2 separate regions of the Homo sapiens genome follow, and region 1 is linked to region 2. A link is a loop called in an ENCODE intact Hi-C map of the cell type or tissue named here. Cell type or tissue: IMR-90. All regions are shown on one strand. Each heading gives the region's core, and the rest is flanking DNA. Links, peaks and the distances in the headings are about the cores only.

What was found. Peaks named below come from ENCODE experiments on the same cell type or tissue, not always from the same donor. Only the 100,000 strongest peaks of a DNase experiment are listed, where the experiment ranks them.
Region 1: it touches region 2 in a loop (1.9-fold over the local background); 3 of 110 quality-filtered maps call a loop at or near these places.

The regions. Positions count from the first base shown.
Region 1 is chr7:80,763,715-80,779,895 of GRCh38, forward strand. It overlaps SEMA3C (semaphorin 3C), which reads right to left. Exons shown (of 18, transcript NM_006379.5): 13 at 1,441-1,529. Among named protein-coding and RNA genes, the nearest start is that of CD36, 130 kb to the left of the region's middle. RefSeq lists an enhancer at 305-1,041. In IMR-90, for the core only: no CTCF peak of the experiment used is centred there; a DNase peak (open chromatin) is centred at 7,927.
Region 2 is chr7:80,825,252-80,841,432 of GRCh38, forward strand. It overlaps SEMA3C (semaphorin 3C), which reads right to left. Exons shown (of 18, transcript NM_006379.5): 3 at 3,334-3,494; 4 at 2,174-2,236. Among named protein-coding and RNA genes, the nearest start is that of SEMA3C, 86 kb to the right of the region's middle. In IMR-90, for the core only: no CTCF peak of the experiment used is centred there; a DNase peak (open chromatin) is centred at 8,770.

The sequences.
Region 1 (16,181 bases), core at 3,293-11,292, 63 kb before region 2:
CATTTTTGCTATCTTCAAGAATACTCCAGAATAAGGCACTTCGTATTATTTTAGCAAGCCAAGTTCTCCCTACTGAGTTGAATGAGAAAAAAAATATGTTCTATATAATGTGATTCTGGTTAATCTAGTGAAATAATCAATTTCTTTATAAAACAAGGCATGAAAAAGCACTTGTCTGAATATCATTGACGTCATTTTATGAGCCCGATTTTAACACACCAATCACAAAGAACCTGTGCCAAAGTTAGTCTAGCATTAAAAATTACAAATTTAATAATATAGTAGGAAACTTGCCAGAGTTCCTCAAATTTATTTGATTCTATTTTATATTTCTTTACATTTAAAATGTATTACCTAAATCTAACAGCACTGCACCCTACCCACTTACGTGCTTATAAAGTCAGTATTTTTGGTGACCGTGGGAATGTCTACTAATGAGTCAATACATTCTAAGTCTACTCAACTAAGCAAAGCAACTTGCTGGACTAGCAAGAGTCTGCTACTGGGAGTTCTCAAGTGCTACTTTTACTCAGTCATAGGCTGACTCTGGTCTTTTGTTGTGTCTGGGCCATTGTTTCTTAATTGGTTTAGTTGGAAATAGTGTTCTGCAGCAGGACTGATTCCATGCCAAACTTTCTTTGCAATTCTAATAGCTCCTCTGCTGCGCTTTACCCATCTTTCCAAATGCAGATAAAAAGCACCACTTGAACTACAGTGACTGACACTGTGAGTAGAGAAGGGCACAGCAGGACACCACAAATCCCCTCTCCTGGCTCACAGATACATAAAGAACATGCACTCTGCCCTGACCAGGTGAGATCTTACAGTACTGAACTTCCCTTGTGTATGTTTTTTTTTCTGTCCTTTTTTTCTTTTTTTATCCCAAATTCAAGGACAAGGAGAATAATACAATGAAATCTCAAGTTCTGAGTGGTAAAGAGACAACATTTGTTTTATTTAACTGAAGTGACATTTGAATTAAAGGCAATAAAATAAGAGAAAACAAAGTCGTTTTTCTTGAAATTACTGGCTAAAAAAATATAAGAAAGCTTATCTAACAATCAATAATGTGAAAGTATTTGGGTTTCAGTGGCTTGTGAAGCAAATGATAAAAGCCCTTTCATGGCAAAATCTTCCAGACCTTGACAACTAGAACTCATTTTTTAAAAATAATGATGACCACAATTCTTCAAGTTGTGATGATAGCTTAAAAACAGAAAGAATCCTTTTATCTTAAGATAACTTGAAATGTAGGAAAATACTTTGCAAAAATATTTGTTCTGTATTTCTTATTTTATCTGGTGTTTTCCTACCCTCAAAAATTCATAACATTCATTTATTTGATCTTTTATCAAATATAGTTTCCTCCCAAGTGGCTGTAAGATTAAAGAATTCCACTCATCATGCATGTTCTGAGATTAATAGAAGAGATGTTCAAACCTTAAAGACTTCCAGCTCCTCCAGAATGAGCTCGCCACTGACAGAGTTGTTAGTAGGAAGAACAACCACTTTTTGCACAGTACCCCGATCTAAATTAAAAAAAGAAGAAATGAGATGTTACAATACTTTTTAAAAGAAAGCTATTTAGACATAGGACTACTGACTTGGACCATTATTTACATAAGTATTTAGTAATCAAAAAACATTGTATGTATTAAGCCACTGCCATGTGCTGAATGTATTCCAAATCTCATAAAAATTGAAACACATACAATTCAAGGGGAACTAATATGAATATCTTATATTTTGCACATATTGGGTGTAGCTACAACTATGAGAGAAGGAAAGAATGTTAAGTCAAAAGTTCGGAACCAAATGTGTATTCTTATAATACAATACATAAGTTTTTTTTGTTTTGTTTTGTTTTGTTTTGTTTGTTTGAGACAGTGTCTTGCTCTCTTGCCCAGGCTGGAGTGCAGTGGCGTGATCTTGGGTCACTGCAACCTCCACCTTCCGGGTTCAAGCGATTGTTCTGCTGCAGCCTCCCGGGTATCTGGGATTACAGGTGCCCGCCACCACGCCTGGCTAATTTTTTGTATTTTTAGTAGAGACGGGGGTTTCACCATGTTAGCCAGGATGGTCTCAATCTCCTGATCTCATGATGCGCCCACCTTGGCCTCCCAAAGTGCTGGTATTACAGGCGTGGTGAGCCAATGTAACCAGCCAATACATAAGTTTAAGTTTGATCATTAATATTACTTTCTCCTCCACACCAACATTATAAAGTGACAATCTCATTTTGTTAACATTAAAACAATGATTTCATTATCTGAAGAAAGATGACTGCAAATGAATTTTTATAATAACTGTATAAGTCACTAGGATTGGAAAATTCACATTTGGTCTGTAACTGTGATGGACTTTCGACATGGTGAAATGTTTCACTCACCATTCAAAATCATCTTCAAAAAAGAAACACAACTGATTTTATTTCAGGTGTGGACACCTATTCATAGAAAAGTTCTACTATTTACACAATTTTATTTGTCAGTTTGTTACAGTACATAGCTAGTCAGACATGAATAGGTGAGCAGAGTCCCCCACCCCCAACCAGTAATGTCAGGCGACCAACAGGTGATGGTCAGGCAGTTATCACATGTCATGTCTCTCTAAAATAATAACTGGTTGCAGCTGGTGCTGAGGCAGGAAAACAGGGTATGGAGGCAGGGAACATAAAGCCGATTCAAACTTCAGCTATGACAGGAAATATCCTCTCCGCAGGCATACGCCGGGTAAATGACTTTGTAACTTTACTTCATCTTCTTCCTTTACATAGGGTGTACCCCAAATAGAGGGTATTTAAACTCCAAAAAATTCTGTAACGGGGCCTTTGAGACCCTATGCTCAGGCCTGCTCCCACAATGTGGAGTGTACTTTCATTTTCAATAAAACCCTTCATTCCTTCCTTGCTTTGTTTGTGTGTTTTGTCCAATTCTTTCCTCAAGACGCCAAGAACCGGACACCCTCCACCGTTAACAGTGCCAGGGAAACACAGTCTCCCAGTAGATGGAAACACCTGAAACTGGTGATCAGCAGCTTCCCAGTAAGATCTCAGGAGCTGAGTGAGTGAGCTCAAGCATGTCCATTAACAGGCAAAATGGGAGAGTTTTACTGGTATATGACCTTCCTTTAGGAATGCTAGACTGGTAAGGGAAAAACGCCTCAAGTGAGCATGGGCACAACTCCAGTAAACACACTGCGCATGCTCTCCTCCCACGTGCTGGCAGGCCACCATGCCTGCGGACAGCTCACCCCAAGGCAGGAATCAGGGGAGAAGGAGTCCAAGACCCCAGAAGTATGAGAACCTGTAACACCCTAAGTCAAAGGTCAAAACTGCAAACTTGATCTCTCAAGTCGCACAACTGTATTTTTCTTCCTTCCATTCCTGCTCTAAAGCTTTTTAATAAGCTTTTACTCCTGCTCTAAAACTTGCGTTGGTCTCTCACTCCGCCTTAGGCCCCTTGGTCAAGTTCCTTATTCTGAGGAGGCAGGAACTTAGGTTGCTGCAGACCCATACAAATTTGCTGCCAGTAACAAGTTGGCAATATGTTTCTTTGGATATCTCAAAATGTAGAGGAAATTTTGAAATTAGATGATCCAAATAAGCTGAATCAAATCAGAAATTTACTCATATGTCCCAATTACAGATAGCCAAAAATTGAGATGCCAAAATAAATATAAGAATACAGGAAATAATATTTATGTCAAGATTTATAAATGGTTTCACAAGTCATGTAAACATTATGCATATAATCATGCCACTCTACCAATCACATAAATTTTAGGTTTAAAAGACACTAGTTTAGATTTAGCAATGTGGGGGTTAAAGCAAATTTGTGAGTAATCTGGCAAAGTAAAAATATATTTACTTAAAATGTTTTTATTAACTAGTGAGTTGGATCATAAATATCAAGTTATTCTTCTTTTAAATTATAACTAAATTTATAATTTGTAAATATGCATTATCATCAACATAATGCACATTTTTAAATTCTACTGAAAATGTCATAAGAAGAATTAACTTGAACTGAATTGTACAGGACTTTACAACCAGAAATCATTTAGTGAGTAATACTATAAATTTCAAATCTCACATCTCAAGTTGGCTTCTATTCCACAGGCACGAGTTACTCTGACATAAAAGATTTTATCTCATGTTTATAGTTTGTGTTTTATGAATCCAACTGAAAGAGTCAAAGTAATTCTTAATAAAAAATAAACTCAACTTTAAAACACAGCAAACTGAAAAATAAAAATCCACTAAATTAAAAATAATGTTTATACAAAAGAGCAAGACAGAGTTTGCCAGAATAATGCCTGAAATTTGTAAGGATACAAAGTATAAGCACATAATCTTAGAAGTTGCAAAGCATACTCTGTAATTTAAAATTCACTTCTTAAGCCACACTCAAAAAAAGTGAAAATAATAATCATCCCAAAGATTTGCAGGCTCTAGTTTTAATTAAAAGGCTCTGAAATATCTGCTTTGCAGCCGCTTCCTTAGAATTACCTCTGATAGCCGGGCGTGGTGGCTCACGCCTGTAATCCCAGCACTTTGGGAGGCCGAGGTGGGCGGATCACGAGGTCAGGAGATCGAGACCATCCTGGCTAACACAGTGAAACCCCGTCTCTACTAAAAAATACAAAAAATTAGCCAGGCGTGCTGGCAGGCGCCTGTAGTCCTAGCTACGCGGGAGGCTGAGGCAGGAGAATGGTGTGAACCTGGGAGGCGGAGCTTGCAGTGAGCCAAGATCGCGCCACTGCACTCCAGCCTGGGCGACAGAGCGAGACTCCGTCTAAAAAAAAAAAAAAAAGAATTACCCCGATAACAACTTAGATGATTTTCTTGGGAGATAAATAATACAAGTAAAGATTAGAAGTGAAAAAACATTTGGGGATGGGGATGCTGTGCAGAGACCTGTCACAACTGAAAATGGATGCATGTGGTTGGAGGTGTTCCTTAATTTCTATTAACAACCTATTGGAATTAGCAGTGGAAACTTCTAGGGAAATACAACATACCAAAACACTTGATCTGAAAGCCATGAAACTGTGATAGCTAGGGCAAGATTTGTGTGTGTGTGTGTGTGTGTCAATGACCACAGGCATGTGTGTGCATATACGTTCCTGTTGAATATTTGTTGAATTAATTTGTAGGCATGAAGGAGAGAAAACTCAGAAGAATACAGATGTAAAATCTTTGTTATATGAGCATGTTATCATAGAAAGCATTTTTTTAACAAGTCTTAACAGTTTTATGGTTCCCTGCTGCAGTTTGTAAGAATCACTACCATTCTATGTGACAGCATAATCTACATTCTTTCTTGTTTGCAACTCTTTAAATTTTTTTATCTTTAATCATTATGGATATATAATAGTTGTACTATTTATGAGGTACATGTGGTATTTTGATAAAGATATACAATGTGTAATGATCAAATCAAGGTAACTGGGGTACTCATTATCTTAGGCATTTATCATTTCTTTGTGTTAGGAACATTCCAATTCCACTCTTTTAGTTATTTTAAAATATACAATAAATTACTCTTAACTACAGTTGCCCTATGAAAAGAGACTGAGTAGAGGCTGTGTATAACACAGCTCCAAATAAAACTGCATAAAAACAGGTTTTGCTTAGAAAGGTTCTGATAGATAAAACTATCAGCTCTGAAAAGAAATAAGTACTCTCAAATGAGACAACTGACTCCATATTCCCCAATGTTTTCACTTACTATGAGAGCAAAATTTTACAGAAATCCCCATTTTCTGACAAGGCTCACAACAAACATACTTTATGCATACCATTTTAAAAATATTACACAAAGAAGGGCTATAAAGATGAGCTAATAAAAAGATAATGCAGGCCGGGCACAGTGGCTCACGCCTGTAATCCCAGCCCTTTGGAGGCCAAGATGGGCAGATCACCTAAGGTCAGGAGTTAGAGACCAGCCTGGCCAACATGGCGAAACCCTGTCTCTACTAAAAATGCAAAAAATTAGCTGGGCATGGGGGCAGGCGCCTGTAAATCCAGTTACTGAAGAGGCTGAGGCATGAGAATCGCTCGAACCTGGGAGGCGGAAGTTGCAATAAGCTGAGATAGTGTCACTGCACTCCAGCCTGGGGGATAGAGCAAGACTCTGTCCCCCCCCCAAAAAAAAAAAAAAAAAAAAAAAACCACAATACAAAAGCTGCTTTTTATCCATTTGCAGTAAAAGTTACAATACCACTTTTAGTCATTTCTCTTTTCCTTTGTTATTTTTGGTCTTGATGGTAATGAGTTCCCTGTATGAGGAATACTTCTGAGGTATCCTTGCGCTGTATCATTTACTAATAATTAAGTAAGTAGTCTTAAGTTGTGTTCTATCCATTTTCACTCATTGATTCAACAAGAAAGTACTGAGTGAGTTGGGCAGTATGGATGCAAACATACATAGGCATTGGACTCAAGAGTTCAGAATCTAGAATTTATGGTTTTCTGAGTAGTAAGTGTGTTCCCATTAAAATGTTAGTCATTGAGAGACAGGCATTCCAGAATGGCCATAAAACTCCCAATTACTTATGTCCACATAAAGCCATCTGCATGCCCTTTCGTTTGAAGATGATAATATACTTATCAAATGTTTTCCTTCTGGGGGTGGTGAGAATGGTATTCCCTGAATGTATTCACAACTATAAATCCTTTTTAGTGTTCTGCAGAATTGGACTATTGCTTTTATATCCTTGGGGAAGGCACCATGTCTATGATATGGTTACAGCGAAGCTGTCACTTCTTTTTTTCTTTAAACCTCACTTTGCTATTGTGTAAAACGTAAATAATAACCATGCTTTTCATAATGGCTATCTAAAAATCCATTAAGCTAAGGCTAAAGCCTAGCCAGAATCACTTCCCTTCTTTTGGCACTAACACCCTGACACATCTTTCGGAAACACCACCTACCTCATTTTCAGTCTACCTGGTTAAGGAATGGTTTACCTCTCTTCCGGCTCCAGGGAGGCCCACATGATGTAAGCCTGGCCAATAAGAGCATACCCTTGCCCCTGTGATTCACAAAGGAACTGACCTAGAAAAGAGTGAGGGCCCTGCCCTTCCTGGGAATGAGGTAAGTGAGCCTCTTCTTCTTTCTGAAATCAGGAGCATTCAAGCTTGTAAATCTGGAGGTGCTGGAGCCATTCTTGCTACCACATACAGACTCCATTTGAGAACAAGCAATGCAGAGGAAGTAAAACTGAAAGGTTGTGAAGTAAGTTCCTGACCACATCATCTTAGCACAAATTCAGCTATGTCTGAGGCTGTGTTCTGGATTTCTCAGTTAAACGAAGAAAACAGTTATTTTGTTTTAAGTAGTCTGAGTAAGGTGTGTGGTCACTTTCAGTTGAAAGAGCTCTGACTAATAAAAATTAAACAAGTAAGACATGGAAATTGCTTAGCATGGTGTCTGGCACATCAATAACGTTCTCAGTAAATGGAAGTTATGTTTTAGTTTTAGCTCCATCGCTGAGTACACTTTTGACACAATTGTAGTCACTTTCTTTGACTGGCCCTCAATTTTCTCTTCTGTGAGGTACAGATAATAGAGATACTCTAAATACATTAAAGCACTGTGGGAATAAGCAAGACAAATCTGCAAAGTCATTTGCATAATGCAACTCTATGCACAAAGGTAACACAGCAGACTCATCAATCCATATGAGATATTTTTATTTTCTTTTGTTTTATTAAATCATTAAAGAAAATTTCCTAGACAGTCTTCCTTCCTGCCTTATTTTATACTATCTAATTTTTTTCTAATATAAGGGAGCACAGCAATTATCCTTAAACCTTTCCACTGTCTCTAGCCAAGAAATCAGCTTGCATTTATAAGTACAGTAAGTGTTGGCTGCCTCATGCGAGTGATCAAACACAGCTCACTACTAAGCAGGTCATTGGAATAGTCATTTGTATATCTATCTCCTGAGTCTTATGTAAACAGTCCTAAGGGGGTTTCCCTGGAAACTCATGTGCCAAACTGTCTGCTTTCCCCTGCGCTTCTGAGGGATTTGGGGGAACACTGCCTCCTTAATGAGATCTGGCCAGTCCCTTCCTCCTGGTTGCTAACCTATAAATGTATTCTAGTCAGGGCCAGCTTCATGGGTGTGTCACCCACAGTCACACAAGTTCCTGTGCTCTTCTTGCTCCTAGGTGTCAGCCTAGGCAGCCCCGTACACGATATTAGGGGTAAATTACTGCAAAATGATTAGTTCTAGTATTAATTTAAAGTACTATTATAAAAGATAAAATCACCATATTTACTAAAAGGCATCTCTTCCTTTTTAATAATTTTCTGAGACAACTTGCTTATTAAAATGAGGAAACATACTTTGAAAGCCCAAGAAAGAACTGCAAAATATTTGCTTGGCAAATGAATGCTTAATAGAGATGAGGGAGGTATGACTAGACACATCAATTATTAATTTCTATAATTACATACTGATAATTGGCTGCCTTATTTTATGTTAAAATACCCATTCCTAATACATTTATTTTCCTGTTAGGTAATCAAACTGCTGCTAAAATCTTTTAATAGTGAGTTTTAACATTTCAGAATAAAACTGAATCATGAGTTTATAAAATCTTTATTAGTTCACTGAATCTACTTTTAAAAGGTAGCATTCTGTGCATGTGTATGCCTTGTTACAAAAAATATGAAGTATTTCTAAACTGACTTATTTAGCACAATTTCTCACGTTTAGCAGGGTTTCTCACATGGTAAGCTTTGAATTGGTAATTGGAAAGCTGTAATGTTGACACCTTCAGCCTCAGCCCTGGGGGTATTAGAGCCCCAGTTGGTCATCGAGGGCATCTCAAGTGTCTGTATTTGAGGGGAGGCCCTTAGAAAGGCTGTCTCAACAAAAGCCATCTAATCATCTTCCCAAGAGTGTTGATGCTAAAGAGTTTATAGGGTCATATAAATTTGGAAGTACTGGGTTAAACTAGGTTAAACATGTTTTTTTTTTTGTTTGTTTTATTTTTTTCCTGCAGAGCCTTTCACAAAAGTTAAAATACTTTGTTGCATTATGAGGAAAATAGTGTACTCAGTGCCTTTCAAGTTTATTTGCTGATACCATTAATTTCACTTGGCTCCTTAGCACCTAGAGTCATGTTCAATTATACAAACAGTTTCTCAGAGTCTGGCTTTCAGATTACCTCACTCAAAGTCACCTTGGGAGTTTACTAAAAATACAGATGCTGGCTCCCACATCACACCACAGACATAATGTTTGGAGGTGCTGCATATTAAATAAGCTTTAGAGAAGAAACATGTGTTTGCTCAAACATTAAAGAATCGTGAGAGAAAAACAGTATAATTTTTTAAACCTATTTCATTTCTTGGTAGTTGTCTGCATTTAATCAAAGAGAAAGCTAACAAATTAGTTTTTAAAATAGAAATGTTACAATTTTTTTTCTATTTTTAGCTAAAATAACACATTTTCTACCACTATATTAAATTATTGACTTACTTGCAATATATTAAAATATTCAGGGGAAGTCTTCAAGCAGAATTATAATAAAGAATTTTCATATGTTTTGAAAATTAGAGTATATACGATTTATGAAATTGTAAAAATAATGATCTTCAGCAAAATGAATGATAAAGCCCAGAGTTGGCATAGAAACAAGGAAATAGAAATTTTCAAACACTTTTGGTAGAAACGTAATCAGGAAAATCTTCTGGAGGGCAATATGACCATTAACCATGATGGAGTAATTGATACTAGAGTACTTTCCTGCAGCAAGCAAATGAAAAAACTGGACAAAATGTATGAGGCCATTCTTTTTAGGTAACAGATAACAGGCAGTGCAAGACTAGAAGAAAGGATACTCACAAGCTAATATTCATGATCATTCCACACTTTCTGTCTGGGAACAATCTCAACAGAGGTTCAGAGAGCTTGTGTTTAAGCATGGTGGTCCCACTAAGATGAGGAGGCAGATATGAAAATGTGGGGCAGCAGAAAGAAATCAATTCTGTGGTACAGAGTGTCAGAGCAAGGGAGGTGTCCAGAAAGTGGGTTTCAGAAATTCACGTGGAAACACTCTGTGAGTCTCTGGTTGAGTCCTGGGCTATATATGCAGGATGAGAGCACCAGAGGCTTACCAGATTGCAGTTGCTACTCGCAAAAACTGTTCAGATAAATTACAGGTTTGGCAATTCTGGAAGAGAAAAGCTGGATGAAGTTGTTCTTGCCTCAGTCAGATCTCATTAACACCTTGTTAAAAACCCTGACATCCAGCTGACACAAGAAAGGCTGAGATTTTAAAAGTGTTGTATTCCAGAGGAAGACCTAATTTAGGCCTGCTCTAACAAAACCCATAACCTAATCTGATAAGATGTGGAAGGGAGAGATTTTGGAGTTTGAGTCCTGTAAAACTGGAGTGACATGCTTTAAGCATATGCATTCAAACAAAGAGTAGTACAAGTTCAAACAAGTGCAAAGTGATCAGCTAATAATAAAGTGCTTGCTATAATAAGAATGAACACCATTCAGAGGAAGAAAACAGAACTCAAGCCCAGGGCATTATCCATAATTTCCAGGATTCAACAACATAATTCATTATGTATAAAAAAGAGAGAAAACAGGACCAAGAGTCAAGAAGAACAAAGTTGAGATAAACCAGATGCTGGACTTAGCAAATAACAGCATTAAAGCAGTTATTATAATTAGTATAAAAACATTCAAATAATAAAACAAATATATTCAAAAACTAAAGGAAGACATGGTTTCAACAAATTAACAGACAGGAAAATTCATTAAAGAAATAAAGACTATCAGCCAAACAAAATGGAAATTTTAGAACTAAAAGTATAATAACAGAAATAAAATATTAACTCCATGGGGTTAATAGCAGATTAAAGTATTGGAGTTGAAAGAGAAAAAAGTCAATGAACTTGAAGACAGATTATAGAATTTATGCAATTGGAAAAACAGAGGGAAAAAGATTGAAGAAGGTGAACAGACCCTCTTGGCCTGTGTGTTATCAAACGGTCAACATATATGTGACTAGAGTTTCACAAGAAGAATAGAGAGATTGGAGAAGAAAAATACTTGAAAAAATGGCCATACACTTCCCAAATTTGATGAAAAACATTACATTACAGATATAAGGATTCATTAATAACCAAGTTGAAGAAATGTTAAGGGAGTCAAACCCTGGCATATTTTATGTAAACTGCTGAAAACAAACCACAGAGAAAAATCCCTGAAAGGAACAAGAGAAAAAATACATTGTCATGGGAACAAGGAACGTAATTATTGGTAAGTTTTTATGAGAAACAAGGGAAGCCAAGAAGATAATGGAATGGCATTTTTTTAAATGCTGAAAGAAAAGACAAAGTGAACCCACAATTCTATATCCACAAAAATACTCTTTTAAAAAAAGTGAAAACAATCAATAAAAGCATGGAAATTTTGTTGCCTGCAGACCTCCTGCATTTGGAGAAATTCTAAAGGATGCCTTTTAGTCTGAAGGGAATTGGTACAAAATGGAAACTCCAAAAGGAATGAGAACCCGGTATGATTCTCTTTTTGTTAGTGCCAACTGGTTTGTAGGTAGAAGTTTTGGAACTACTACAGATATTTGAGAACATGATAAAAGCTGAAATAAGAACAAAGCTGACCCATTTCTGAAAATCTTAGTGACAGAAAAATAAAACTATTTACTCTAAAAAATAAATAAAAAAGCCAAACAGACCTATATGTGATATCTTACAGAGTATTAAAAAATCAGTATTTACAATCTAATCCCTGTATTAAGTAGGGAATTATATTCTATTTTTAATGCAGGCCCATTATCTTTTATCTACAAATCTAAAAATCTTAAGTTTGTTTTCTTTTTTCTTAAATTTCTTTGGTGGCAAAATCTGTCCTGACTTGAACTAATTTGGTCATAAAACCTGACCTGCACTGACTCAGGCTATTTATGGTGGTGCTTTTTTTTACACATGGTTTGAAGATTTCTGTTTCACTGCAGAAATAGTACTGTGCATTATTATAGGGTGTGGTCCAAGGTTCTGCAAGTCATTTTACCTAATATATATGAATACATTACCTTTTCCTATTCAAATACTTCTGAGGCACATTTGGTTTCAAATAAGGGAATATAAACTGTAATTGCTTTTCTTCCTTTTTTTAAAAAAAATTATTTTCTAGATTATTTTTACAATGAGCATATGTATCTTAGGCAATAACAATATAAGAGACATAGTTAAGTGAAGCTATAGACTGAAATATATGTTCCTGTTTTTACTAAAATGATGGAGTATACATCCTCAAAAGCAGATCTACAAAGATTACTTTACTAAATCAGGATACCACTATGACGTCTGCCCAAAAGCAGTTATGTTAGAAGGAATACAACTAATTTGCATTGTTCCCTCACATGCTGAACACCGTATATGTACAAGACCGTGCTCTACAAAGGTTCTCTTTTTGCAGTTATTAATAGCCCTCAGGAGTAGATAACAATTGCTCATTAACAGACCAGTTAATGGCAGTCCCTACAATACTGCCAAGTAAATTACAAAAAAAAAAAAAAGAAAGAAAATAAAATATACCACCTTCTCCAGAATCTGCAATAATGTCCTCTATTTCCATTTTATTCATTCTCGTTTTGCACTTGCAAACAGTATAAACTAGAGTAAAACCTGCCAACTATAATCCTTTCTGTTTCTTTATAAAATCTGAATATAGTATTTGCCCTACACACCTGACAAGGTTGTTCAAGATCAAAGAAAAGAGCCTACGTGAACCTTTCTTGTAAATTCTACAGATTATAACTAATTTTACTCCCCGTAGTCTGAAACTGCCTTTCCTTATTTGTCTCTTCACCTGTTACATAAATTATTTATATACTTTTGTTATACACACCAGTGCTTTACTTTTATCTACAAATTCCAAATGAAAGAAATGCCACCAACATATTACCAACGGATTCATCTATGATGTTACTGAAGTTTTAAAAATATATTTTCTTGTTTTTGCTTTCAGCTTTTCCTAATATAGTGGGTACTCAAATGTAGGTGATGCTGGAAAATAATTGCATGCATATTGTTCATTACCATTTGTATTGCTTACAAGTATCTGAGCTCTGTGAAAGGAGATGCTTTTTTTGGTTTTGTTCACTGCTTATTTCTAGTGAACAGAACAGTATTGGACACGTGACAAACATTCCAAATACTTATTAAATGCATAGCTATATACTAATATATATGATATATATCATAGATATGTGTGATTGATTTCAATAACAGATATTATATAGGTACATGTGTGTATGTCTCTATTGAATGCTTACTAATCGCTAGGTTGTACACTCAGGCTTATACATATTTTATCTCATTTGGTCTTTAAAGTAAATCTATAAAGTCTACTTTAAAATTCTCCTATAAGAAAACTGGGCTTAGAGATGTTATATAATTTCCTCAATGTAATATAACTGATAAGTGATAGAGGGCAGGATTTAAACTTGAATGCTAAAATATATTCCCTAACCTTTCATCCAGGAATGACACTAAAAACCATTCTAATAAATTATTTTTTATTTGGGGTTTTTTTTTTAGACGGCGTCTGGCTCTGTCACCCAAGCTAGAGTACAGTGGCACAATCTCAGCTCACTGCAACCTCTACCTCCCGGGTTCAAGCGATTCTCCTGTGTCAGCCTCCTGAGTAGCTGGAATTACAGATGCGTGCCACCACGCCTGGCTAATTTTTGTATTTTTAGTAGAGACGGGGTTTTGCCATGTTGGCCAGGCTGGTCTCAAACTCCTGACCTCAGGTGATCCACCGACCTCGGCCTCCCAAAGTGCTGGGAGTACAGGCGTGAGCCACTGCACCCAACCTTGTATTTGGTTTTATACAAGGTTTTGGTGAAGTCACAACCAAAATTAGAAATGGTGACTATGGGAATATCTCTTGATCTACATACCACACTGCCATATGTTGATATAGAATTTTACAGGTGCACACACATGCTTGCATCCATCATGGCTGTAGAAAGTTTCAGAGTTAAACCTTTAGGCAGGTTAATTGAAAAATAGATTTCTGGGACAAAGCTGAAAGAGACATCTTAAGGCCAGTGGTTTTACTAAACTAGAAATTGTATAATGAGTGACTAAGTTATGTTTTGATTTAATTGAAGCATACCAAAAAATCAGAAAACAACAAAATGTTCCCTTTTAAGATGTGACTTCATACTTTATTTATTCAACTAAGGTGTCTGTCCTCATAAAAATATCTGCTATATCTAATGTGTCAAAAAGTGTTTAATAAGTTTGTATATTCTGGTTCTAGAAGCAAATTTTCTCTGTGAGGGTTAAAAAAACCCCCATAATATGGTATTGGCTCAAGTGATAATCCATCAAAAAATGAATTATTACCATTATTTCCTGTGATATAGCTAAAGAATATTCACATAGGGCCTCAGCAATCACTAAAATTAATGTTTTAGGACTTTGTGAATTACTAAAAATTACATATCACATTTTAGTATTCCTGTTTCTTTACATTAAGAATTGTTTCTATTTATATTTTAATTTCAGATAAACTGACACACCTTCAATAATGCAGGTTTATTATGTAAGTTTTTACTGATCCTACAAAGGATACAACAACTACATGTCCAAAGATGTAAATTCGGGGCTAATCTTCTCTATTTAATCCTTTACTGTTTGGGGAGAAGAATTACTCATCTGGGATTCATGAATTGTATGGTCACTCAACCTGTTTTCTTGCACCATTTTTTATCATAAGATAGGTTCTTCTGTGTTAGTTTTCAAAGTTTAAACCACATACATAAACTGGCCTTGAATATCTATCTACATTTCTAGGTGCCTGGGTAAGGAAAACATCTTTCCTCTCAGAATGTGGTCATCAAACAACCCATTTACTTGCATTGTTAACCTCTTCCTACTTCTTTCTGTTCATGTCTCAGGTCTTTCCATCTGGAATGGTTATTCTCCTGGCAAATGTTACTAGCATGTAAGAAGATAGGATGAGGAAAATAACCTACTACCAGGGCACTCAGCTATAACAGTGCCACATCTGATGATCTTGACCACCGCATCTTCCTTCCTTTTAGTGTTTGTTCTCAAGGCCACCACAATATCACATTCTTTTATTCTCCTGTTACTTGTATGATCACTCTCCATTTTCTTGGTAAATATTCTTTATTTTCCCACCCCTTAAATGAGCTCCAAGAGTTAAATTCCTTATCTGCATGGTCTCCTAGAGTGACTTCAAGCATTTTCATGGATTCAGCTATCACCCACATTGCTAATGACTCCCAGATCTCCAGCTCCAGCACAGTGCTCTCTATAACACCCTCTTTGACTTATCTGTCTGAATAGTCCACCAAATCTTCAACTTGATGTGAGATGGAACTGAGCTTGAATTTAATTATTGTTCCTACTAGCTTTGCCATCCTAAGCAAGCATTTAATGTCTCAAAGCCTCAGTTTACACAACTGTAAAATGGGGATAATGATTTTCATTGGGTTGCTGTGTGGTTTTAATGAAATAATGTATTTTAAGTGATCAATTTAGACTCTCATGCATAGTAGGTCAAAAGAGGAGATAAGTGTGCCATTTATTTTAAAAAAAAGGAATTCATTACTCTCCAAATCTGATTGCTGATTCTCTCTTACCTTGATCAGTCAATGCTATTTCTTTCCCCCATTTGCCAAGTCATATATCTACCAATCAAGCCACAAATCAATTTTTATCATCAGGTCCTTTCTTTCTCCCAAATACCTTTTAGATCGGATAATGTCATTTCTAACCCCTGTCTTAATTTATAGGCTCTCATCATTTCTTACCTATAACAGAAAAAAAGTCTCATTTTCTTTTCTCTGTCTTTAATGTATCCTCTACATCATCGTGAAAATGATCTACCTAAAAATGTGTATGGGTCATGGCTGACACACTCTTAGGTGACCCTTAATGAGTCATGCTCTTGTATAACTCCTCCTCTTGAGTGCAGGTGGAACATGTGGCTTGCTTTTAAGCAACAGAAAAATATAAAAGTGATGGTATGTCAATACCAAGATTATGATTATATGAGACCCCATCTCAGCAGATTGAAGTGAGAGACTCTACTAGCCTTGAAGAAGCAAACAACCACATTTTAAAGAGCCAATGAGGAGATCT
Region 2 (16,181 bases), core at 5,063-13,062:
GTCAGACATTCTTTTCTTGCACAGACCAAACATGTATTTTTTGATTAGTATTTCCCAGCACTCAACAATGTTGTATGGACAAACAAAACCTGTCCAGCCGAGTCCTAAAAATACATAGGAAAGAGCACTCCATTAGATATTTCCCTTGTGTATAACTGGCCATATAGTAGAATTTAAAATATCCACAAATTACAGCATGACAAAACTATGGGAAAATGTCAGCATGTATTGAAGATTTTTATCTAATAACGTTTAATTGTCAGAAAGCAAAACAAAAACCCCAGAGGGTTTCTACTTTGACAAAGGAAGTAAGAAACCAAATGACTTGTCTAAGATTCTTCAGAAACTCGGCAGCAATTTTTGGAAATAGAATGTACAAAGGTACCTAAATTCTGCACATTCTGCCTATGGCAGTTCATATGAATGAGAAATGCAAATCCTTTTGAACAAAGGACAATGCAATTCAGTATAGCCACGGGATATTATTGTGGCAAAAGGCAAGGCATGATCAGACACACATCAATGGGAAAAAAATCTCATTAGAGAATAAAAGAAAACAGTTTAATTCATCCACAATTATTAAAATAATAAGGAACAAAACATCATTCTCTGCAACATTATACTTCATTCTACCATTGGTTTCCTGGAATGTCATTGTAATGTATTTGTTTAAGTGTTTCTTCTACATTTTTCTGGATTTTTTCCCCCAAGATTGTGGTCTAACAGATCCCTTGGATAGCAAATATGCCCCTGCAAATTTCTCCTGCCCACTTTTAAATTTTTTTATTGGATAAATCACTCCAAGAACCCTCTAGCAAGGCCAGAGATCCTACCCTCCAGAGTCTTCCATGGCCCTGCCTTGAGCCAAAAACTTTTGCAACTTTACACCTGGGGCTGTTAGGAGTCAATGAAAATAAATGTTTCATTTCCTCAATCCCATATTTCCACTTTCCACAGGATTAGTATTTTTCCCATGTTCGGTCTTGTCTGATCCATCTCTACTTCCAAGACTCAGGGCAGTCTTCACTCCTGAAATCAGCATCTCTTGACCCTACCACAAAATAAATGCTTAGACAACATTTTTTAACACTAAGGTGGTCTATTACTTGTTATGACCTGAGACCTGAATGTATGTGTACGTGTTGACTCGTCTGTCCACCCAATTACCATATTTCCAGCTTATTTCTAAATTAGTTTGTATATCTATGCTCATTTGATTATGGCAGACTTTTCTAACAAGGTAATAAAGTTGACTGGAGTCAGAACTGTTTCTGTCTTTGCACCAATTATGTCTTTGGCAACCAGCTCCATGCTAGATATATAACAGGTGCTGAATCAGTATTTATTGAGCAAATAATGGAAGGAATGAATGAAGAAAGGAACCTCTTTACCAAACTATTTTTGAAAGACAGGGTGATTTTGATGCTTGGCTGTATTACATTTTCATTATTTGAGGCAAAATGGTGAGATGACTTATGTGCTCCATTATAAACATTAAATGACGTGTACACATTAAAGATCTGCTCCACGTATTTGTTTTAGAATATTCAAGAATGGCAATGTATTACTTTCAGCAAGTCATTTGTAGAAATCAATATAGATTTCTTCCTTGATTATTTTGAATCTCACCTAGAGGAATACAATTTGCACAGGTATTGCATACTGAACATATATTGATACTTATATCTGCCTCTATTGCTGTTTCTGTGGCTATTTTTAATTAACAAAGGTACCATTTATCACTGGTGATTTGTATTTATGGAATTTGCTGGCTAACCACTACCCTTTTGCCAAGAATCTTTGTTTGGAAAAGCCCACAGGGTATCTGGGAGCTGCTCCAGACACTTGCATTATCATCGTTTCAGGAGCCTGCTGAGAATTCTGCAGGTTGAATCCACTAGGAACAGAGGTTATTAATGAAATCCATCATGAAATGTATCTGAATGAAATAATGAAAGCAAGGCAAGCAATTTTTACCCAGTTAGGAATTCTGAAGTTACAGAGAGCCCAAGAGTTCCAGTCTCCTCAAGGTTTAGGTTTTTAGCCTGTGTCCAGCAAAAATTTAAAACACCACCATCCTTGTCTCATTTTTGGCTTCCCTCAAAGTACATGGATTCGAAAACCAAATATTTAAGTTAGTGTTTTTTTTTTTTTTTTTTTTTTTAACACTTACTGTGGGATCTTTGCCAGCCATTTTGCATTCTTCAACTTTGATTGTAGATGCTGGCCAGAAAACCTGCTCAGAAAGAAAAATAAAGGTTGCATAATCTCACCTGGACATATGACAGCCCAGTGCTCTTCATTTACTTTTTGTTAACAGATTTATTTAAGGTGATCTTACACTAAGACTTTAAAATTCTTTCTTTTTTATCAATTCATTAATAAAGATTCTATTATTTTAACAATTACAATTATTTTTATTTCTTCCAACAGTGTTTCCTTTCACAAATGCTTTTCAATAACATATGTTCATTTACTAATTGTATATTAAAATAAGATCATTATTAACATAAATGTGAACAATACAATTTTTCACTCCTTTTGACATAGTACACTTTTCCCAACTGCTTATATGACAATAAATCTACACTTACATATCTTTCTCAGTTAGTATTATTTTTGGTAAATCACACAACCAGGCTAGTAGATTTACATAAGATGGGCCCCTGGGTACTTCAATAGCTAAAATAACTTGGATGAAAACCAAGAGATTCCCTCTCTCTGAAATACTGTGCTAGTACTCTAAGTAGTTGCAGCCTTGGGTCCAGTTTGGCAATAATCATTAATTTTTTTTAGTTGTCAGTCCATTGCCTGTGTTAACACTTCTGCAAATGCAGAAGTCTCCTTGTTGTAATAAATTTATAATTAATCTACATGTATTTTTTTCACTACAGTGAAGCTCAATTTTATTTCCTTGTGAAATGGAATGATAAATATAGGCCATACTGGATCAAGTAACAGCGTATTTAATAGCTGTTTTCCTTTCAGGCCCTTCACTGGTTACACAGAGATGACAAAGTAGATCTTCCTTTTCTCTGACCATTTCTTTCATGCACTACCCTATAATCCCTTTTTTCTTTATATATTTATACACAGGTAGTATTTTTTCAGTTAGCTCCAGGTTTTGAATTGTTAAAAACTATGGAACTAGACGATGAGAACTGAACTTAATACCTTTTCAGTCCATGAAATAAGTACTAACTTTCATAGTAACATGGGACCAGTATTTTCTATTGTTCTAATAAAATGCATATTATTTTTTACTTATTTATTTTTTTTAAAAAAGAGACATTGAAAAGGTGGACACTGTCCTCGTGAAAGTGATAAACTTACACTCAAAGCTTCTTGACTTATATTGTTAATATTCAGGGAAAGAATGTGATCTTTGCTTCCCACATATATCCGGTCCTGATCTTCATCCATTAATAAAATCCTGTAGTCTAAAGGATGGTGGGAAAGGCTGAAGTATTCAGAGGTCTTGGTTTCTCGAAGTTCTGAAAGAGTGAACAGCACAAGTGTAGATACAGTATCCTGGTTCTATAATTCTATTATTTTAATAAAAACTATTATGCAAATATTCCAAAAAATGTCAAGGTACATTTTCTTCTACAGTAAGAAATTAATTTTAAAATAGAGTTATGGGCTAGTTCCCTGTAATCTCAGCACTTTGGGAGGCAAAGGTATGATGGTCACCTGAAGCCAGGGGTTCAAGGCCAGCCTGAGCAACATAGTGAGACCTTGTCTCAACAAAAATTGTTTTAGAAAATTAACTGGGCATGGTGGTATGTGTCTTTAGTCCCAGATACTTTGGAGGCTGAGGTGGGAGGATCTCTTGAGCCTAGGAAATTGAGGTTACAGTGAGCTATGATCATGCTACTGCACGCCAGCTCTGGCAACAGAACGAGACACTGCCTCAAAAAAAAAAGTTATGTTAATGGGCATTTTAATTTATATTTGTACTGAAGTAAAACATAAACCACTAAGTGCAATGTTAAAGTTTATGGTAATAGTATGTGATTACAAAATCAGTCACGTTTGCAATAATCTCAACTCTGTTTTATTACTGGACATCATCAGCTCAAAACAAGTTAAAATAAATAAACCAAAAAAAATACAGTGAGCAGATTGAACAGAAAACAAAACCAACAGCAGTGTGATTGTCTTCTTATCCTCTATTAATGTTTTATTTTTGGACTCTATTTATTCATCATTTTAGGATTGTTATTTCCTACTACAAATATTTGCCTTGCTTCCCAACGTAATTCTAATTAGTCCGACTTATTTTTCTATAAATTACTTGAAAGTAGACGTATTTTCAGGAGGCAATGTTATTTTTAGCAGCATAACTATTCATATATCTAAGGAAAATATATGAATTTTCAGGTATCTAAATGTTCATATTTCCAGGATCCTCAGAGGTTAGTGACTCACACTCATTTAACTTCTTCCACATTGCCTAACTGCCTGTATGGCTGGCCTTTGAAGACAATCAACGTATCGTGACATTCATGATACATTCTCTGGTCAAAATGCTCCTCTCAAGGAGCATAACTTTAGACTTTTCTATTCAAATGGTTCAGGATTTATTTGTTCTTTTGATTATAATCTGAAGAATGACAAACTCTAAGAAAGAGTCTGCTTTCTGGGATGACTGCTTCCATGATGAACTGTTTCTAGATTTTTAGGCATTGAATGACAAACACATTTCTAAAAATTCTGATAGAGCTGTAGTTTGACTTAAACCGAAATCAAAATGATACAAATTCTTATAGGAAGTCATGGACTATATTCCATGAGTACTTGGGCCATAGCCCATATGAGAAGATACAGAAGTCACAAATTTAACCTATTTTCTGGGCACATTTGTTCAGAATGTCTGCCATAATATCCTGCAAGTAGTTTCAGCCAATAATCTGAAAATGCCCTGGAAGAAGCAGAGTGATAATGAAACCAGGTTCTGTTGCCAAACTTCCTGTGAAACTGAACAAGTTACTTAACCTCTCTGTGCTTTAATTTCCTCATTTGTAAAATGCAACAATAATAGTAACTTCTGCCAAGAGTTCCCATGGAAATCAATTTAATTGACACATATAAATACGTGAAATGAGTGACAAGAGATAGTATTCAATAAATTCTAATTACTGTTATTAAGTTTGGATCATGATTTTTAAGAAAAACATGAATTTAGATAAAATAGATGTATGTTTTCCTACTTTTTAAAATTTAGGGAGCTAAATCCCTAAAATTATTAGGACATAATCTTATAGCCTCAAATTTACTGTTCATACAACAATAGTAAAATACAGGATTTTTTATGTTGGAAAAAACAATCAAGAGGTTAGAAAAATATTTCAGAAGAATCTTAAAATGTAAGATCATGACAGCATACAAGAACAAAAGACAGGTCATTAATAACAAGGGCCTGGGTGAAAGGTCTTTGGAAACAGGGGGCTTGGGTGCTGAGCATGGTGCAGCCTGATAACCTTCCAGTTACTGAGTCTCCCTAGGAATCATGGACAGAGAGGTGACACAGCTGGCAGGTGGTGCCACAGCCCAAAAACTGAAACAGCTTCCTTCATGAGGAGAGCACGTAAGGGGAGAGGGAAGTCTTTCAGGAAAAAATCAGCCCATGCCAGACTAGAGGTTAGGGCTAATAGAAAAAAATCCAAGAGCTGAGAACATGGGAGAGAATATAGAATCAAAGCAAGTATCACTCAAAGGTTGGAGAGGACACAGACTGCCTTGATTCTGTCTAAAATCCAGGTGTTTTATAACGCTTACTTTTATCTCAGGGCTATGATTCATGGTTGTGTAAGTCTTCTGTAAAACACCAGGGGTAAGATATTGCTTGGGCTGCTGGAATACACATTCAACAAATACCTCTTAATAAATAATTGTGGAGTGACATACACAGACTAGCGCAGTAAAATATAACTGAGTTCATGGCCTCTGGGGTTCAACCACTGGAGTCTGGATTCTGGCTCTACCATTTCACTTCTAGATGTACTTGGCAAGGGCCTTTATCTCTCTGAACTCTAGTGTCCTTATCTTTAAAATCAGTATAATAATAGCATCTACCTCATTGGGTTGTTGTGAAGTTTAAACTGTTGTCAAGTTTAATATACATAAAGTTTTTAAAAGAGTCCCGGAGCTATACTGATGCTGGTTACATGGGTTACCTATTATTATAACTTGGGGCAAGACATCAATCTTCAGCAAGCAAAGTCAGAACAATTTCTTATGCAGGGAGGATAAAAATGACTAGAATGCCTAATTTAGAGTTAATATTAATATATTCAATTTTTTTACAAGTAGCATCTACTCAAATTAATCAGGAGAACACAATAATAAAATAAGGCATTGTTAAGGAAAATAATTTGAGTATGCAGGGTAATTTTTAAAGTATATAAGCTGAAAAGACTAAAAGACATTGTTCTAGTAGTTGAGATAGTATATTGATGAACACCTGATATGCTAAAATGGAAAAGAAAAATTGATGTGAGAAATGCCTAAAACAAAGAATTTGGAATGATTTTATGTAGGTTTTGGCTAGGGGTAGAGGAAAGATTGGCGTAAATTCCCCTTAACATTGTAAGCTAAGTATAGGAGAAATGAATATGCCCTTACTACTTTTGGGAGATCTGAAAAGGAGATATATTTGGTAGAGAAAGTACTTAGGTATGGACAGATTAAATTACATTCAAATCAAAGCAGAAATGTTCCACAAGAATGTAGAATTAGATAATTAATTTAATTTTGTCATTAGAAGTAGCAAATCTTCAGGTAGAGATGTTCAGTTATTTTCATGGATGATTATATGGAATTCTGAGAGTAGATACACTCTCTGGGGAAGAGTATATCTAAAAAGCAAAGCAAAGCAAAGCATAGAGATGACTTGGTTGTTAGAAACAAAAAGGGAGCCAGAAGGTGATTCATGATGTATAGGAAACAGTTTGACATTGTGAAGAGAGTACTCAACTGGTGTCACAGTTCTGAGTTGAATTTCAGTTTCATCACTTACTAAGTATATTATTTTGGGAAAACTAGCTCATTTCTGTTTTAATTTCCTCATCTATACATTGGCAATAATAATACTGAACTCAAAGTATGTTCCACCAGCCCACAGTAGAGGATCAATATATGCTCCTTTCATGAGGAGACACTGTAGATTATCTATCTAATTAGATACTATTCTTTTCTTCCACCTTGACAGGGCTGTTCAATGACAACCATACTGGCCCCATTCTTCTAGCCAGTGAGTGTTTTAAATACGGCCATATGAACAACTTTAGCCAGTGAACTCTGGAGGGAGGCCTTCTGCACGGCTACTGAAAAAGGCTTATTGAGTCTTAAAAACTGGCACACACAAAAGAAGAGGTGATTTCTTTTTCTGCCTCTGGACATTGGTATGTGAGCACATGATGATTGCAGCAATTGCATCTACCAAGAAAGTTCCTTGCTGAGAATGGCAAGCAGAAATGTAGAAAAAAATCTGGATCTTTTAAGAAATCATTGAGTTACTGAATTAACCGGAACTCCATTATTACTGGAATATTCTGTTATATGAAATAAAAAGAAATCCTTGCAGTTTTTAGGCACCTTGAATTGAGGTTTTCTTTTTCTGCTGTAGAAATAAATACTAACTGATATTATCTTTTGAGGGTCCACAAACCCCCATCACGACTTTCTCACACTTTCTATCATGAAGAAAGTTTAGTTTTGATGTTTTTTCCAAACCATTATTTTTTTCTTTTCCCTTTCTTTTTCTAATCTGTACTGAAATAAAACCAAGAGTGTGATCTTAGCTGGGAAAATAGGCTCAACTAAATTTTATGTGCAAGTAACAAGCAAACAATTGCAGTTCTCCTCCTTGCCTGTTTCATTAGAAAATCGTCAATCCAGGCCTGGCACGGTGGCTCATGCCTGTAATCCCAGCACTTTGGGAGGCAGAGGCAGGTGGATCACGAGGTCAGGAGATCGAGACTACACTGACCAACATGGTGAAACCCCATCTCTACTAAAAATACAAAAATTAGCTGGGCATGGTGGCAGACGCATGTAATCCCAGCTACTCAGGAGGCTAAGGCAGGACAGCCTCAATTCTCCTGCAGAGGCAGGAGAATCACTTGAACCTGGGAGGCGGAGGTTGCAGTGAGCCAAGATCACGCCATTGCACTCCAGCCTGGGGTGACAGAGTGAGACTCTGTCTAAAAAAAAAAGAAAGAAAGAAAAGAAAAGAAAATCGTCAATCTATCGCATTAATTCAAATACTGCAGGGAGCAATAGCTACATCAACTTAAGACCTTTCTGGTCCAGGGATTTTTATCTAGTTTTCCGAGCCATAAAGCATCTTCAAATTTAATTACCTATGGCTTACTGATAGTTGACAGCTGTTAACCAGGGAGATTTACTTCAGAAGTGCCCTTGTTGTAAAAAGCCTAGGCTATTTTGTTAAAATGCTATTTAAATTGCTGTTAGTAGTCATAATTGAACTATACGACTTGGGGAGAGAAACGACCATTTTTTTTTTTTAGAACATAGAGATGAGCTCAAAGCAATGAGAATTTTATTTATAAAAAGAATGACCCAAGAATCTATCATTTGGTTTCACATAGATCCAATTTAAGTAAATGAATGATCCAGTGAATTGGCCACGGTTATAGAAAGTGACTGATGTAATGATTTGGCTACAGTGAGAGAAAAACATTACAATTACTAGTCCATCATCTAAACAAGGCAAAGAATGGCATTGTCATTCCTTTAACCTCACAATGATGTCATCCTTTTTGAAGCATATGAGGTACAGCTATTTGTGTTGTTTCTCAGGACATGCTCAATTAACGAATAAGGGACTCTGGCTGAGAGTATGTAGTATTAGAAAATGCAGTGGCTCCACAAAGGGCAGCATAGGTCTCCTGGCCCCTGGGAAAATCTCCCAGGAAACAGCATTAAAAAAAATTATGCATGTTTGTTTTCTACAATCTACATTATTGTAGAGCTCCATGATGGAAAATTACTGTAATGTCTTCTATGCCAATGTTCCCTGGGGTAAAATTTGCTGCACAATATGCTTACCTAAAATTCATGTATCTACATGAACTTTTCTTTGTAATAGAAACCACTGTGAAGCTTTGAGAATTTAACCAAAGCTGGAAGAACAATAGGTTTCCCCAAAATCTAAGCCCTGCCAACAGAAGCTTCTGGAGCTACCTAAGTATAGTCAATATATTGTTACAGCAATTATAATATAGTTCAAAATACAGTAACATATTATGTCCATCAATAACACTCTATTACTATTCATATAAGAACAAACGTTTGTTCTCTGTTAAGCCAGTCAGTGATCTTAATATTTTTGAGTTAACTAAGTCACGAAGAATCTCATTCATGCACTCAAAAATGTGAACTTGATAAAGGAAGGTAGAGAGTTTAGGGTTTTATTTTATAGTTGTCCCTTGGCATCTGTGGAAGATTGGTTCCAGGATACCCTACAGATAGCAAAATCCAGGATGCTCAAATCTCTGCTTCAAAAGGCCAGAGTATTTGCATATAACCTACCCACATCCTCCCTATACTTTAAATCATCTCCAGATTACATAAAATACCCAATACAATGTTAATGCTATGTAAATAGTTGTTATACTGTATTGCTTTTAAAATGTGTATTATTTTTACTGTAGTATTGTTATTTTTTATTTTTTTCTGAATATTTCTCATCAGTGGTTGGCTGAATCCATGGATGTGATACCTACAATTCAGAGTGCCAATTGTATACCTGTCAAACTACACAGTAGGGTAACTCATTCATTCAGAATACTACATTGTCTTCAGCCTTTTATAAAATTCAAAAATAGGTAAAAGACTCCTTGATTGAAAATCAATTCCCAGGAGTCCCTAGATTAGAAGCATATGCAGTAACTACTCATGAATTTAAAATTCATGATGTGTTATTAATTTGTTCAATATACATTTATTGAGCCCTTATCCCAGCAGGCTAGACACTTTGCTGAAATAAGAGGATAGAAATAACGAAGATACCATGTCCTAATTACTATTTCACTGCTTACCTAACATTCTGTTATTCTGTTTGGCTAGTCCATCAAAACATTCTTCTCATCATAAACCTCAGATCTCAGGCAGAATGCACATCTACAGATTTCAAAGTAAATCTGTAGGATATCTTTTACTTCAGAGATATTGCTACTGACAGGATAATTTCCTCTTTTGAATGTCTTATCTCAGAAGAATTTTAAGCAGAGTGGGCTCAAGTGACCCATCCTCTCCCTGAGGCTTATTGTTTTGAAACTGGATTAGAAAGTGAATTTCACCTGTCTGTTTAGAAAAAAAAATAAAGAGCAGTGAAACTTCAGCGGACTGAAACTACAGCTACTAATTCCTAATGTGAACAAAGACAATAGAGACCAGAGGGCATGTTATTAAAACCATATTTGCTCAAAAATAATAGCCCCAAATAGCAGCCACTTGTGGGCTTACCAGTAGCAGCAAGTGTTCTAGGTGCTTTATAAACTTAGTTCACACAATTTCCATTCAAAGTCTTTGCATTCGGTTCTAATATTACTCTAGTCCCACACACAAAGGAATTAAAATTGAGCAAATTTGAGCAATCTACCCAAGATCACACAGTAAAGACTAAAAGAGGCAAGATTTCAGGATTCAAAGCAAAGCCAGTCCTTAATCTGTGAACTCAATCAGATGACCTCTTGCTTTTCTAATCAGACTGACAACTTCGACAGTTACTAGTTGGGTTTCTTTCATGTTCTTGCTCTGGACATGGGTCTGCATAGTATCAAATGTAGTATAAGAAATGCCTCAGCTTCCCAAATTTTCTTTGCCAGTCGGGGACGAGTAGATACCATACTCTAAACAACTCGAGAACTATCAACATCTCAGTGATGCTCTTCTCACTAAAGCATTAAAAAAGGTGTGAGAGGCAGCATGAAAATGGTATCAGACATAGCTTCATCAAGGGCACAGACACAGCTTCATGTAGAAGACAGAAGGTTCCCCTTTTCTTTGCTTTTTGACAGGCATGATGGGATAAATGGAAGCAAAATGCCAAATGGATTAAAGAAGGAATGAGGAAACAACTATACGCAGGGAACCCAGCTAAAGAATGACAGCAGTGCTGGGCGCGGTGGCTCACGCCTGTAATCCCAGCACTTTGGGAGGCTGAGACAGGTGGATCACCTGAGGTCAGGAGTTTGAGACAAGCCTGGCCAACATGGTGAAACCCCATCTCTACCAAAAATACAAAAATTAGCCGGGCATGGTGGCAGGCATCTGTAATCCCAGCTACTCGGGAGGCTGAGGCAGGAGAATTGCTTGAACCTGTGAGGCGGAGATTGCAGAGAGCAGAGATCATGCCACTGCATTCCAAGCTGAGCAACAGAGGGAGACTCCATCTCAAAAACAAACAAACAAACAAACAAACAAACAAACAAAAACAGACAGACAGCAGTGAACACAGAATGTATCTCCCACGCATTGCATCAGAGGGAAGATTTGCAAATGCACAGGTGTCTTGAAACAATGATTCTCGCCCTGGTTTGCCCCAGACAGCCCCAGATTGTGCCCATTTCCCCAGCATAATTATCACTAGTGCCCTCTTTCATTCTCAAAAGATTCATGTTTTGGAAGTTAAATTATATGGCTGCTCTACTTTTAAGCAACCTCTTAATTACCTTGAATGGTTTTCTATTAGTTTTAGTAAAAATTTCAAAATTTTAACCCTTTCCCATTTAGAACAAAAAGTGGAGCATGCTGTCAGTGCTCCTTTAATTTTTCATAAACGCACTGTTTGGGGCTGAAGCAAGTCTGACTGATTTTCACTATGAAATAAAATATAAAACTGTTCTTGCAGTTATTTCTACACAGAACTAGCATCAGAATCATCTGAATCTTCAGAATCATCTATTTCACAAACGTCGGATTAATCAAATCAATCTTTGGCCAACAACTGTTCAAGAAGATGTTAACACATAGGAATGCTAAGTTTTCTGGGATTTGACATTTTCAGGAATCGAGAATTACCGTATTTTGTGAATTGAAATACCACTACTAAAAACAGAATACTATAAATAGAATAAGTCTTTTGTTTCCTAAGTCGATATACTAGAGTGATGCGAAAATAATAATGAAAGCGAGATATTTTGTGGCAAAGTTACCTTGGGGTAAATGCTGCAGCTGCAAGGATTATTGGGGCAAACAGGAAAGGGTTAACATGGCCCTCCAGGCCTCCTATGATCTAGTTCCAGATTACCTTACCACAAATCTTAATCATCACTGTTGGCCTATTCTTTGTTCTTGCTCTGCTGGCCTTCTTTTTAAAACTTCAAACTTGCCTTGCTCCTTTTTGGCCTCAGGACCTTTGTACATGTTGTTCCTCTTGCTTATAAAATTCTTCCTGCCTTTTTCTAATTCCTACTTATAATGTGACCAATAGTTTTGATGTAATTTAAACAGGGCTGTCTCATAAAAGCTTTCTCGATCCTTTAGACAAAGTCAGGTCTCAGGTTCGCTGATAAATTTGCTCCTTTCCCTCCTTGGTTTTCTTTTCTCTTGAAGGCTGCCTGGAAGGTCATCTGAAATGGTCTACAATGTCCTGGATTGTGGGGTAGGGGACTACACTATGACTTGCTGAAACCTACCTTGTTTCTGTACAGTTTTCAAGTGGAAATTGACTCTAAACATGAAACACAGGTCTTTGTTCATTCACATTCTACCATTTTTTTGTTTGCTATATTGATTTTTATTATTTTTAATCATGGTGAATTAAAAATATGAGCATAAACCAATCAAATGGAAAAAATGCCATCAAATTTCAGAAAATCATGGTTTACATGAAATATTAATACTTTATCACTATTAAAAAGTAGGGTGTGTATGGCTGGGGAAGGCAAAAGGCTTGGCTTTGGAAATAGTAGACCAAGGTTAAATTTTTAGTTTCACCTTTTGCTGGTACAGGGTTTACCCCAACACCACCCTCCAGAGCACTCCCCTTAGGTCCTGCATCTACAATATAAAAAAAGAATGAGAATATTTTGGAACCAGAATAATCTCTAATGTTCTGTATAGCAACAAAATGTCTATAAAAATAATTCCTTTTTCACTGCTTACACATATTATCTATTGTTGTGGGATATCTGTAAAGCTAATGTAATCCTTCATATTACTATACATCTTGTAGGAAAAAGGGGTCTATGTAAAAACCAATCTTAGAAACATAGCCACAGTAATACAACTGTGTATTTTCTAGAAAAATGAAGCTAAACCAAAAGCAAGGCTATCTTGTTCCCCTACTATATTAGTCCATTTTCACACTGCTACAAAGATAGTACTTGGGACTGGGCAATTCATATACAAGAGGTTTAATTGTCTCACAGTTTCACATGGCTGTGGAGGCCTCAGGAAACTTACAATCATGGTGAATGGCAAAGGGAAAGCAAAGCTCCTCTTACATGGTGGCAAGAGAAAGAGAAAGAGCAAGAAAGTGCAACACTTAAAACCATCAGCTTTCCTGAGAACCCCCTCACTGAGAATAGCATGAGCAAAACCGCCCCCATGATCCAATTACCTCCCACCAGTTCTCTCCCTTGACACGTGATGATTACAACTGAGATGAGATTTCAGTGGGGACACAGAGCCACACCTTATCACCTACAAAAAACATATTTTACTTGTGTTGTGTAATTCAATTAAATAGAGAATTCTAAACTCTGACTTCCCTTTCTCTAAGCTCACTTGGAAGACATGGCCAATCTTTTGTTCCTTGTATGGTAAGTACTGTCTGGATTCTATCTCAGGGTAGGAAGAATACACAATTAGGGAATATCTCAGATGTCATGAGAGACTGAACTGGCAGTAACTTACTTCTAAAAAGTAGAATAAAATCTGAACTTATCACTAATCTATATAAGGACAACACAGATGAGCTATCAGTATCAATGATATTCATACTTCTAGGAAGGCCTCAGTTTCAGAGTGTCCACTTGAGATATAAACAAGGCAGATAAACTTGTAGAGGAGGAAACACTTCATCTGACACCTGCTTTCTAGACCTCTTGGCACTTCTGAAAAAGCTTTACTTTGAGGCAAGGTGTTCAAGAACAGTGGTTCCAGGATGGTTAACAAAACAAAAGCAGATACCTGACAACAGACAGAGAAAAAAGTGGGCACAGAAGAGAAATGTGGTATCAGCTGGAGCTCAGGGTAAATAAGTGTACCTCTGCTAAATAAACTATTACACTGTCATTAAAAATTTTTTTTGTGTAAAAATGTTAAGATACGGAAAACATTTTCTCATGTGCTAAAGTCATAAAAGCAGGCTATATTCAATATGGAAACAAGTGTTAAAGGTCATTCACAAACAATAAGACTTGTAGGGATATATTTTAAAACATTTATAGCAAAGTCCTTGGATGGTGGGACAGAAATATAAAGACAGTCAATATTTCAGACCAATGTGTGTGCATTGGGGAAGGATGATGACCTGACATGGTATATCATGTCAGCAAAACCCCAGAACACCGAGAATCTAATAGACGCCATTCCCCAAGCACATCCCTTAAGTGACCACACTGGAACCACATATGGAAAGAGTCTTAAAGCAACATTTAACACTAGTCTTTCACAAAATTTATACTATTTGCTGGATTTGGATGCTTTCAATAAAACTCCCTTGACCATATTGTGGGCTTCCAGTGGGTACTTTTAGTCAGCACACTTAATTATAGCAAGAATAGGAGATCCTATGTGCTTAGTGAAGTCTCTTGTCCCTCTCACCCTCATAAAGTTCTGAACACAGCCCATAGCTCTCTATAACACAATGCTTGTGTTTATACATAACACAGCCCACAGCTCTCTATGACATACTGCTTGTGTTTATACATAACACAGCAGGCTGTATACAAAACAGAAATATTCTTTGAGACATATATTTATTCATTCATTCAATAGATGGTAAAAAGGCCAGGTGTGGTAGCTCATGCCTGTAATCCGAACATTATGGGAGGCAATAGCGGGTGAATCACTTGACCCCAGGAATTAGAGACTAGCCTGGGCAACATGGCAAGACCATGTCTCTACAAAAAATACAAAAATCTGCAGGCTTGGTGGCATGCACCTGTAGTCCCAGCTACTCAGGAGACTGAGGTAGGAGGATCACTTGAGCATGGGAGGTAGAAGCTGCAGCGAGCTGTGATTGCACCACTGCACTCCAGCCTAGGTGACAGAGCACCTGTCTCCAGGAAAAAAAAAAAAAAAAAAAAAAAAAGAGCGAGAGAGAGAGAGCGCGATGGTAAATGCCAGGAGCTAGGTAAAAATATGCAAAAATTTGGTCTCTCTTTCAAACAGGAGAGTCTAAAGTGGAGGTACACGAGCAACTGCAGTGTAAAAAGATGACTCCAAAAATTGAGGAGCATTAAAGAATGAAGAATTAAGTCTTCCTGGAAATAACAGAAAAATATTAGACAGAAGGAAGTACTTGATCTTGTTTCTCCATTCAATAAATATTAACTAAGCCACTCAATATTATACTAAAATCACAGTAATAAATGCACAAAGTATAGTAAAAGGGAGGGTAAGTGTTTAAGACAAGGGCTTTACATCATGGCTGTGGAAACAATCATGTAAACTTTGACCTGAAGGATAAAGTTGAGCTAATAAAGAAATAAGCATTTTCCAGGGAGTAGAAAAAGTTTGCGTAGAAACCCTCAGGTGGGAGATTCAAAGGATGATTAGAAGTCTCAGGGTTGATCAAGAAGCGGAATGGAGTGGGGTTTTCTCAGCAGAAACAAGGAGCCAACCAACACAGAAAGATCCAAATTTCTTGACTGTCAAACCATAGGGGTTGAATTTTTCCCAAGTCACTTCAGATGCCAATGAAACAAATCCGAGCAAGTACCCGCCATGATCACATACAAGTTTGCTAGAAAGATAATTCTGCTTAATGAAGAGTTCTTGAGAGCAAGATTGCTTCATGATACAATATTAAGTGAGTAAAGCAGAATAAAAATATTTTGTATTCTTAAACTATTGTGTGCCTGCATAGTAATAAATAAATGTAGAAAAAAGTCTTGACAAAAATGCAACTTATACATATTCTCATAATCCTGGGGGCTCATTTCAATGCCCTGTCAGTTAAAAGGACTGTAATTACCCTT